Linked DNA regions of Homo sapiens: region 2 is linked to region 1. A link is a loop called in an ENCODE intact Hi-C map of the cell type or tissue named here. Cell type or tissue: heart right ventricle. All regions are shown on one strand. Each heading gives the region's core, and the rest is flanking DNA. Links, peaks and the distances in the headings are about the cores only.

Region 1 (5,674 bases), core at 499-5,498:
GGTAAAAAATTTAGGAGTAAAGCCTAAATTAAAGCATTGCTTATTTGTATAACACATCCTTTTACTTTGCAATGCCTGTCAAAAAGCAGAAATCATATAATTTTCTTTCTTAATTTTGATAAATTTCACAATGAACAATTTACCAGTCTATCGCAGTTGGCAAGTTAATCTACCTGCTTACTACCCTATTTCCATAAAATAACCTTTTTATTTACCTAGATCTTTTTCATCAATAAAAAGGAAAATAATCCTAGCACTTTGGTTCCACTTAAATATCTCACTAGGTTATATATGTGTACATGTGGGTGGGTGGGCACTGGAAGACAATGCTGGACAATCTGTGACCGACATAGCTTAAATGTGGCATCAAAGGATGGAGTGGGTTTCCACAGATGGGAAAGGCCATTGGGAAGAAAAAAGGTGAAGTGTGAAAAATGGCCAGAGAAGGTGAGGGCCCTGGGGGAATGGAGTATATGATTATGTGGAAGAATAGTGAAGTGGTCTTGAAAGGTAAATAGTGACTATACGTCAAATTGTTATTAAATACTCACCTATAGACTTAGAATTCTATGACTATTTTATAAGCAATGAAGAGTTACTGAAGTTTCCGCCAGTGGTATCATGGGGACTTATTTTAGGAAAATAACTTTCTCAGCAGTATCAAAAGTGGACTAGGAAAGAACAGAGCTGATGAGGGTTCCCTGGCTTTGGTCGCCTGTTCAGTTCATTGTATAGTGTGACTGCTTGGGTATCATCTTGTTCCCTGCTTTTTACATAAAAACAGCAAAGACTTGTATTGAGAATTTTCTAAGCTCTCATTGTTTATGGGTCAATTCTGTCAGTTAAATGCTCTCTGGAATTATACAGATGCTGAAATACTATTGCTGACATGCAGGCTTAGGTAATACACTGCAGCTAGAATAAAAGCCCTGAAAACTTTTGTCTTCCTAGTGTGCTTCCTATCCAAGCATCTGTTAACAGCTCTGGAGTGCACATGGTCTTTAGCCGACACTTCTCATGGCACTGATGAAGAGGAAAGATGGCTACCACATCATCCTACAGGACATTCCACAGAGATAGCCACAACTTTTCTGAGTCATTTCAGGGAAAACTTATGAGGACTTGATAAATACCTATCTCCAGAACTTTAATCTAATGGAATGTGTTTCCTTCTAAATGTGTTGTGTTTGGAGGATAAGAGTCTTGGTGAAGGGCAACTGTGGACAACAATGAAGCGGATCTTGCAGATTCCCCATCATGTGCATTTCTGCTTTGTGTTCTAGTTACACTCAATCTCACGTCCACGTTATTACTCAGGGCTTGTTTCTCTTGGTTCCCAGTCTACTTGTCCAGTTTCTCAGAAATGAGTCTTCCATTTATCCTAAGCAGTTCTCTTTGAAACTTCCTAATGTCAACAATCTACCCACCTAGACACCTAACTATTGCCTGTTCCCAGAGTTCTCTGTTGACCTATTCTACTTGTTTGCTGGGACACCCACTAATTATTCCTTATTAGGCCTGCATGACTCTTGTAATCATGGTTCACCTGCCTGTGTAGCTCTCCCCTCACAGCTGTGGCTGGATCTATTTCCAAATACATGTCTCTGCTGAGGTGTTGTGTTGTGTCTCAAAATTCCCTGGTTTGACTTTTTAAAAAATCATCAGTCAAGCCAGTATTCTTTAGGACTTTTTATATAAAATGATGTCAACACGTACATTATTGTATAGCAATAAGCAAATGAGATTTTTCTAGTGTGGGCAAGTATTTAAATGGTATGTCACTAACATATTAAATTATTTTTCACTTTGATAGAGCTTTACCTGATAAAAACAGGTAATTTCTTTAAAAGACGGGATTTAGATTGCACATTTACACATACTGAAAGATAGATTAGGGGCAGGAAGAATGAAAAGAAAAAAATGCATCCAATTAGAAATATGAAATTTTCTGTCCCAAAGAATTCTTTTCTCTTCAAGACCATCCTATTTCACTTTTTACAAAGAAACATCTCAATATTTGTGGACAAGTTGAAAGGGAAGGAAGGAATCATGGAGATGTAAGAAAAATGATCACTTCTTATCCTACCAATCAGAAGTCATTATGATTAATTAAACTGCAAACATAACATAATATAAAGATACACTTAGTCTTTCATATTGGGACACAAAAATTATTCTTTGTTTTTTGTTTTTTAATTCTGGTCCTTAACAGGACAGAGGGTGGAGTGAACTGAAACTTTATTTTTCCTAGAAATTTTAAACTAAAATATCTTTTAAAATTTGCTTCAAAGTTTATAATAACTGTTATTCTACTTCTCTATACTACAGTCCTTACTACGCAGAACTGCACTGTCACACATTGATGGACACACCAAAATATCACGTGACAACTCTCAAGGCAGTAAGGGATAATTGTATGCTGAGGAGGTCAGAAGTCTTGAGTTGTAACCAAAATTAGATGCCTGTTGTGTTTCTAACAAATCCCACTACACAGCAAGACTTATGTAGAAAATAAGCAAAGCACAGGAAAGCAGATGATACTGCAATATCAAGAATTCATGCCCACACCTGGGATGGCCTCCAGCCACCTGGGAGCTGGCGCATAAGTTAAGTTCTTAATTAAGACACCAGCACCTTTTTTTTTTCTCCCTGCAAACCCATAGGACACAAGCTGTTGGTTCTTGGGATTTATTGTCTCTATTTTACCCTGAAAAGTGGTATTTTTCTATGGTATGAAAAAGCTTGGGTTATTTTAAATTGTGCTGAGAAGTCGCTCATTTTCGCTTTGGATTTATGCGGCAAAATACTAAGTGATATAGCTGCTGTCTTGAGCGTAGAGAGGAAAGGGCATGCAGCCACAGTTGAAGACTACGCAAAGCGTTTGACTGATCCAACTGAGATCTGTGTTTATGTCATTGTTCAGTCCCAATGTAGCTGCGACAGCTTGTTTATTTCAAGGGAGAGCAGGGCCATGCGCGCACTGACTGCTCTAGTGCCAGATCTAATTGGTGCTGACGCCAGCTGCTTGACTCCCATCACGATCTATCTGAATCCGTTCATCACTGCTGCTTCATTTGTCTGACAGGGGCTCCTGGTGAATTATAAAATTGGTTCCGACAACTTTTTTTTTTTAACCTCAAGGCTGTGCCCCAGTTACCTAGGTGAGTTTGACAGTCTGATGTTTCTCTTCATAATCAGGGATGGTTCAAGGCAGTCAGACCCTGAGTCCTTGGCACCGTGGAGAGAAGTTAGGCCTCTATGTCTTATCCATTAGCAGGAGGGGAAGCTCTCGGATGAGCACAGAAATGGGAAAGTCCAATTTCCTTTATTTAGGTATAAGCAGAGTTGAGTCATTTATTACCAGGGTGGTCTGGGAAGGCAGATGGAGAAAGACAGAGCTTTTGTCTCAGGGTTTCAACACATTAAAATAAATCCTACTATAAAAGTGTAAAGATTCAATGTAGAGTTCCTCACCAGAGTGTTTTTAGCCCAGTCTTTTTTTTTTTTTGGATTATTCCTGCCACTTGAAAAAAGGTTTGTTTTGCCAATTTGCTACTTCTTTAGCCTGGTTGTTTTCTTACCACTTAGGGGTCTAAATATTTCCTCCTGTTTGACACTGTCTAGTATTTCCTCGTTTGCATGTGATGATTTTTTTTTTCTATTTACCTCTTTCTGTTCCTTTTATAGTTTTCGGATTCCCTGACATTTCTGTATTAATCAGGGTACTTTATAAAAACCAGAAGTATCTAACTCAAACTGGCTAAAACAATGAAGATATTTACTTTCTCTGAAAGTGCAGGCCCCAGGCTAGTTACTCTCTGGGCCACCTGTCATCATGTAACCAAATTACTTCCAGTTCCCTGCTCTGGCAATCTCAGGCTGGAGTAATGGTAGGGCTTACTTTACAAAGATTATAGGATGGTCCAGCAAGGCCTCAGTTGTTTCTAGGTTGCACATATAGAAACACACTACCTAGAGGGAAAAGAGTGGGGAACTGGGAGGGAACACTGTTCATTCTCAAATGAGGTATGACATGTCTCCCAGCAGACATCCCCTCATGCTTCAGAGGCCAAATTCAGATCACATGCCAATTTCTTCATCTGTGGACAGCTAGAGCATTGCTGACCTAGGACATTGTTGAGCTAGGGCATTGTGACCTAAGGCTAGTGGTTCTGAAAGTGTGGTTTTGGACCAGAAGCATCAGTATCACCTGGGAACTTGCTAGAAATGCAACTTCTCAGGCTGAGCCCCAAACCTACATTTTCAGAAACTCTGGAGATAGGAACCAGCAATCTGTGCTTTAACCCTCCAGTGATTTTGATTCAAGTTCAGTTTTGACTTCCACTGATCGTCCTGGATAGAATGGCTTTAAAGTCTATCAGTGTGGCTTCTCCACCATCTCTTGTGAGAAGAAATGAGTTGCTGAAGTCATAGAGAGGTCTACAAAGAACAGGGCTCCCTGATGCTGCGGGGCTGATGACCATGAGAGAACAAACCTTATTTGTAGGTAACTTCTTTGATGTGAATGAACCCAGGAGAAACAGCACATGGGACTATTATCTGCTGGATCTTCCATTATCATCAGAAACCACCCTATGTCCTGCTTTCTAAGACACCATAAATTATAAGAAACACCAGCAATTTAATCACCACTTTTCAGATAATTAGTGCATACATTGACCTTACAGGGTTTTGGAAATGCAAAAATGTGAAAGATTTAGAAATTATAAGAAAATTGAATTATATTTTATCCTTCTGTGGTAGAAATGAGAGTTGAGTCTTGAAGCTTTAGAGTCTAGGCCAGTCAGGGCAGAACTACACTGCTCAGGAGGGACAGGCATGGGGGAGCACTTCCTTGCTTCCAGGAAAGTATTTTGAGTAGCAAGAAAATGACACAAAGCCCCTTACACACATAAGAATTCAAGAGTGCCACACAAACTTAAAACAGTTCAAGATCACCCACTGAAGTAAACTGAATTGCTGTCTGTGATGATTAAGTTTATGTGTCAACTTGACCAGGCCATGGGATGCCCACATAGCTGGTTAAACATTATTTCTGAAAGCATCTGTCAGAATGGTTCTGCAACAGATTAGCACTTGTATTGGCAGACGACACATCACCCTCCCCAAGGTGAGTGGGCATCACCTAATTCAGTGAGGGCCTGAATAGCACAAAAAGGTGAGAAAGGTTGACTTTGCTCTTAGGCATTGCTCTTCTGCCCTTGACTCGTGGCTCTGAGGTCTTCAGACTTGGACTGGAATCTACACCATTGGCTTTCCAGCTCTCAGACCTTCAAATTATACCATCAGCTTTCCTGGGTCTCCAGCTTACAGATGGCAGATCATGGGTCTTCTCACTCCATAACTGTTGTGAGCTGATACCTTAAAATAAATTTCTTTCTAAAAATATACATATAGATATATATTTTTATATATTTACATATGCGTATAAATATATTAATAATGTATATATTATATTAATAAAACATATAACTATATTTATATTTATACTTATATATACCTACATGTATATATATATGGTATTGGCTCATGTTATTATGAAGGCTGAGAAGCCCCATGATCTACCATCTGCAAGCTGGAAACCCAGGATGTGTATGTGTGTGTGTATAACAGAAGTGTTTCAGATTTTAAATTTTTTTGGATTGTGGAATAT
Region 2 (5,674 bases), core at 329-5,328, 66 kb after region 1:
TAATCAGTACTTCTTAAGAACATGCTCCATCTCCACAACAATTTGTTACTATTTTCTTCTTATTAAAACAATATCAAGTTTAAACTGATTACTAATATATTTGTCTTAATATAAGCTGAAGATGAACTGTAATTTTCCTAATAAGGAGATTCCATCATAGTGAATTTTAACCTCAAGATAGTGTAGGCTGGCAGTATCAAGAGACCAGTTCTTTCTGACTTTTTCAGAAACTCGAAACTCTCCCTCTTTGCTATTATTTATAATAATTTATCAACTTACTATATGAAATATGAGTGGAAATAACTATCCATATTCTTATCTTTGGTTTATTATATTGTACATTAAGATACATGATATATTGTATGTTAAGATATAAGAAGAGCTACATGTTTTCTTTTTATCATATACCAAAAGGCACCAATCTACTTGCTTTGATTAAGTTACCACACATATCTGCAGGAGCCCTAAATATCATCTTAGCACCATGCAAAGTATTCCTACAGGGACCTGATTAGAAATATTATATCATATGCTTTTACAGTATGAGGAATATTTTAAACATTTATTTTGAGGTTAAAATTTTCCTGAAGAAATAAATTTTTATTTACAAATTTATAAATATTTTTATTTAACCTCATTTACTTTGTCCCTGTCATAGAACCTGTACTTGATGGATATTTGTTGACTAAATCGAGAGCTTTGTCTTTTGATAATTGTATACCTGTGTTATTAGGCTGTAAGTATCTGCTTCTAATATATTAGCACTAACAGTGCTTGCCAGTCTTCCTGAAGTTGCAGAGTTGAGAATCACACAGGATTCTAAATGTCACTGTAGCCCTGGCCAGATCTATTCTACACTGAAACTGCATTCTGCTAGGTTGTAGACATTTTAGTGAAAATCATCAGTAATCTCATACTTTGTTTTGTAGGCGAGCACCAATGTTTAGGAAAGACATGGAAGAATAAAACACATATTGCCATAGATGACTCATTTCCCTTTAAAATTTCTCATGTTGAAAAGTTCTCATATATAACTGGAAAAATGAAAAAAATTATTTTATCTAATACATACTGATATTATCATATTATGTATTGTCTCCTACATTGCCTGAAACATATTCTTCTAAGGATAATTTTTTCTTTAGTGCTTATATATAAATTATGGAATTATTATAGAATGTTGAATTAAGATATTTAGATACTTTAGAGAAGACACTCTGTTAATTAAACAACTTTCAAACATTTAAGCTCACTTCAAGATATAAAAATTATTTTATCCTTTGGATAGCTAACTTAAAATCATAGGATATTTTTTCTAATTTTTATTTTGAAAAATGTCTAGCCTACAGAAATTAGCAATATAACAAGTGGCATATAATCTCTTTATCTAGATGTAAAAATTATTAACATTTTGCCATAATTATTTGCCTATTTCTCCCTTTCTTACACTTAAAACATTTCTTTTTGCTGAACCATTTGAAAGTTGCAGATATGAGATTTCACTTCTAAATACTTTCAAATATATCCTCTCCCTAAAGACACATCCTTCTATATAACCCCAATATGATGATCACACTCAAGAAATTGAACGGGGATGTAATACTGTTATATGAGCTATAGCCCAAATTCACATTCCTTCCATTGTTCCAATATTATCCTTTATAGATTTTTTTTCATCCAGAATCTAATCAAGAAGGATGGATGTCTTGCAATTAGTTGCCAGGTCTCCTAGTCTCCTTTAATCCTGAACAATATTTCAGGCTTTTTTTGTTAATCACACTGACATTTTTGAAGTGTCCAGGTTAGTTGTAGTGAAGAAAATCTACCAGTTTAGATTTGCCTGATCGTTTGTTTCCTCGTGATTAGACTCAGGTTAAACATTTTTAGCAGAATACTTCAGAAGAGACTTTTGTGTCATTCTTCATGTATCATAAAAAAAATACATGATTTCAATTTGTACTACTTCTAGTGATGTCAAGTCTGATCATTTGATTAGCTGGTATCTGTCAGACACCAACCATAAAGGGATGTCCCCCCTTTTCAATTAATAAGCAATCTGTAGGGTGACATGAAGAGATAATGTGAATATCCTGTCCCCATCAACCATTCACCCAATGGCAGATGACTTTTTTATTATTCTTGTTATGGTGGTTGCAAAAATGTGGCTCTACTATTTCTTTTTCATTATCAGCTTGTATTCTTCAGTGAAACACAGCCTTTCCTTCTCTCCACCCAATCTGTGCATTCACACACTCTGGGTTCACGGATACTTTTCTTAGTCAATGTGCTCTAATCCATTACATACATTATTACTCTTTATATACAAAAGATCCCAAATTTGGCCAGGGAGAGTCTTTTAAATCTGGCTATGTCCTTCTGATGTGCCCTCATTTGTTTTTGAGCAATTCCTTGCTTTCTGGGACAAAATGTTCAAGAGTTTCCCCTAAACTAGTTGAAGCAAGAAGGCTTTAAATAAAAACAGTGCTAACCCAACTCAGTTTTAATGCAGCATTTTGAATTCAGTCACGAATGTTAGCATAGTATCTAAAACATAGTAAGTGCCCATCAGTATGATATAGGTCTTCCTTAACTATTTTATACCTTGTTTGAATCTTTTGTGCAATTCTTAAAAATATAAACCTTTAATTTATAACATAGACTTTTATATTACTTTTTCAATTTCACCTATTTTTTTCTTATTTTAATTTTTGTTCTCCTTTATCTTCCTTATTTTCATATAGGGGCCATATGAATAGGTAACTTTCAGAGGATTTTTGTTTTCTTCAATATGGTAAAATCTTAGACCACTTCTTAATGCCGGAATGTATACAAACAGCAGAGCATAAAACCCCCATAAAGTGAAGCCTTTTAAAATTCCTGAAATTATCAAGGGATTCCACATGTCAGAGGAAGTAATATAAAGGCATGCCTGGGCATTTATTTATTTTGGGGGGTGTAAGAAATTCAACAGCCCTGCCCTACTTTCTAAATAAATGTAGCAACACCCAAACCACATCTAAATTATGGAGAGGAAAGAGAAATAGAACGAGGAGTATGATATTTGGAGAGGTCACAAAGAAAAAAGTGGGGCATCATAGCTTACAAACTTTATTTTATTTACTTATTTGTGTATTTTTTATTAGAATGTGAGGGTGGATACATGTGTGTGTTTGCATATGGCACATGTGTATAACTTTGTACATGTGGAGTTAGAGATGTTCACTCAACATTTATTCAACAAATATTTATTACACTTCCTCTCTGAAGCAGGCGTTGTAGTATTTGTTAGGAATACAAGGACCATCAAAACCAGATGGATCCCTATCTTAGCGGTTAATTAAATAATTATACAAATAAATGTGAATTTGCAACTCTTCTAAGCACAATGGATACAGATACATAAATGTGTATATACTTATATGTATTTTATAAAGGGATTTAATTCAATTTAGGGGTAAGAGATGGTTCATTTGAGGAAGTGACATTTGAGTTGATATTTTCAAAGTGTTAACTAAGAGTTAACTAGAGAATGCTTGAGTTTGTGTTTTTAGGGGATGGGGGGATGGGAGAGAGCTGGAATGTTAAGGCAGCTTGAAGAAAGCCAGGCAGCTGAAGCTGAGGGAAGAATGGGAGCATCTAAAGAGATAAAAGTGGAGGAGGCTGTCCTTGCTGGGCTACAAAAATCAGGTGCTGAGTTTTGGTCTTTATCTTAAGCAAAGCAATGGTAATTCATTTAAGTGTTATCCGTGGTTGCAAGGTGATAGTTTTCATATTTGCATTTTGAATGCAAATATAATATCTGGTATCCCATTGGAGGATGAATTTGGGGGTGGGGAACAATGCCAGGAGATCAGTCATGGAGACATTGTTGTTTTTCTACACAAAGGATGGTGAATGCTTACACTTGTGTGACGGCAGAGGCAGATTTTTGTAATTAATTTTGGAGGTCAAAATCAAAGCCTTGGTAATGGAATTGAAGGAGAAGTAATGTCAAGATTAAAACCAGATTGGACTATGGGAACCCTGCACCCTTGAGGTGAGATGAGCAGAGATCAGGAGTTTGATTTTGACATGTTTCATTTGATGTTTCTTTAAGATAGACAAGAAGAAATGCCAGGTGTATGAGCTGTATCTACAAGTGGGCAATGTAGAGGGACTTTCTGAGCTGCGATTATGTTTTATAGAGTGTTCTGCATTAAATATATATCAATAATCTCAAGCCATTCTTACTGGTTAGTACTTGGTATATGTATGTTGAGAAATCCCAAGGTGAATCAAAGGTCTGAGGTATTAGATGAACAAGCTCTGGTACCTGGGATTTCAGTGATTTTCAAATTCATTTCTATTCTAAATGCTGTTCTAATTCCCTGATCTGCAAAATCTGAAAAAATGACTTTGCTAGACTTTTAGCAAGTAGCAAGTGGTATATTTATAGGTTGAAGTTACAAAAGTGATCATGCAAGAGGAGGATTAGTATTTAAATTATTTAACAATCAGCACAATTTGGACTCCAGCTACAAATAACCAGTAAGACTATACCAGTGCATCTAGCTGAATGCCAGCCCTGCTGGAGTAATAAAATCTCATTCTCTGATAATAAAAATTCCTAATTGAAAATAGAGTGCAAATGTTAGAAGGTAAAAGGGTGTTGATAGTTACTGCTTTTTGTCCAAAAAATGTCACTAACACCTAAGCATTTTTTTTAATAACTTGAGAAATCGATCTTTTGGGGAAAAAAATTACCCTCCTTCTAATCGACTGTTCAAAGAATCCTGTAAAAAACTAAATTAATTTAGATGATAATTTCTTTAAAACTGTGCCTATTTAATTTTTAAATGTATTCATTAAAGTATATAATCAACATCACTATTTTACCTAAATCCTTACAGACTATATTTGCTTAAAGTAAGCTGGACCTATAGGTCACCACTTTAATTCCATCTGTGAAAAGAAAAAAAAAAGAAAGAAAACAATAGAAATGACCGCAAAACTAAGTGGAATTTTGGGCTTCTTGGTACTGAAATTAATGGAAAAGTAAGTATCGTTTCTTCATTTGAATTGACGGTGTCATCTTATTTGGTTTTCCCATTTTCACATAAATCTAACAGAGCCTTCTGAAATTTCTTTTACCACATTAGCTGGGTATATTTTTCCTTTTCTTAACCATATTCTTTAGTGTTATAGAGTTCAGTTTAGGGTAGCATTGAAGTACTATAGCAAAAGGAGGCACTCTGAACAATGGGAGTGGAATGTGCCATATCTGTTTACTCTGACAAAGAAGGTTTTCTCTTGTATAGCAGAGTTAACAGTACAAAGAGGAAGGAGGGTTTTACTTCCACAATCTTTCCCTCTATTCCATACAAAAATAAAAAGCAGAGTAAAAGGCAGATATTCCAATAAAATTTCACTGCCTATATAGATCTTTGTGCTGTTCAAATGAAAGAAACACCTTATTTTCCTTATCGCCTCCCCAATCCAACAACTTCAATTTCATCTTCTCTGAATCCCCATTGCACCACTATACTCGCATTAGAAATTGTAACAAAAGTAGACCGAATAAAGTTAGGGGTCAGTCTGAGGTTGAATGTTGGGCCATTCAACAGACCAAGAAGCTTCCAGTAAGAATGAACAATACACAGAAAACAATCACAGATCAAATTGTGTTCTGTACAAT

Evidence for each region. Hi-C counts contacts between places; a loop is a spot of excess contacts. Peaks named below come from ENCODE experiments on the same cell type or tissue, not always from the same donor. Only the 100,000 strongest peaks of a DNase experiment are listed, where the experiment ranks them.
Region 2: a loop joins it to region 1, with 2.0 times the contacts of the local background. A loop is called at or near these places in 2 of 110 quality-filtered maps.

What each region holds. Positions count from the first base shown.
Region 1 is chr18:27,106,648-27,112,321 of GRCh38, forward strand. All of the region lies in intron 2 of CHST9 (carbohydrate sulfotransferase 9), which reads right to left. Among named protein-coding and RNA genes, the nearest start is that of CHST9, 76 kb to the right of the region's middle. In heart right ventricle, for the core only: no CTCF peak of the experiment used is centred there; a DNase peak (open chromatin) is centred at 2,969.
Region 2 is chr18:27,172,498-27,178,171 of GRCh38, forward strand. The region is part of intron 1 of CHST9 (carbohydrate sulfotransferase 9); the gene reads right to left. Among named protein-coding and RNA genes, the nearest start is that of CHST9, 10 kb to the right of the region's middle. In heart right ventricle, for the core only: no CTCF peak of the experiment used is centred there; no DNase peak of the experiment used is centred there.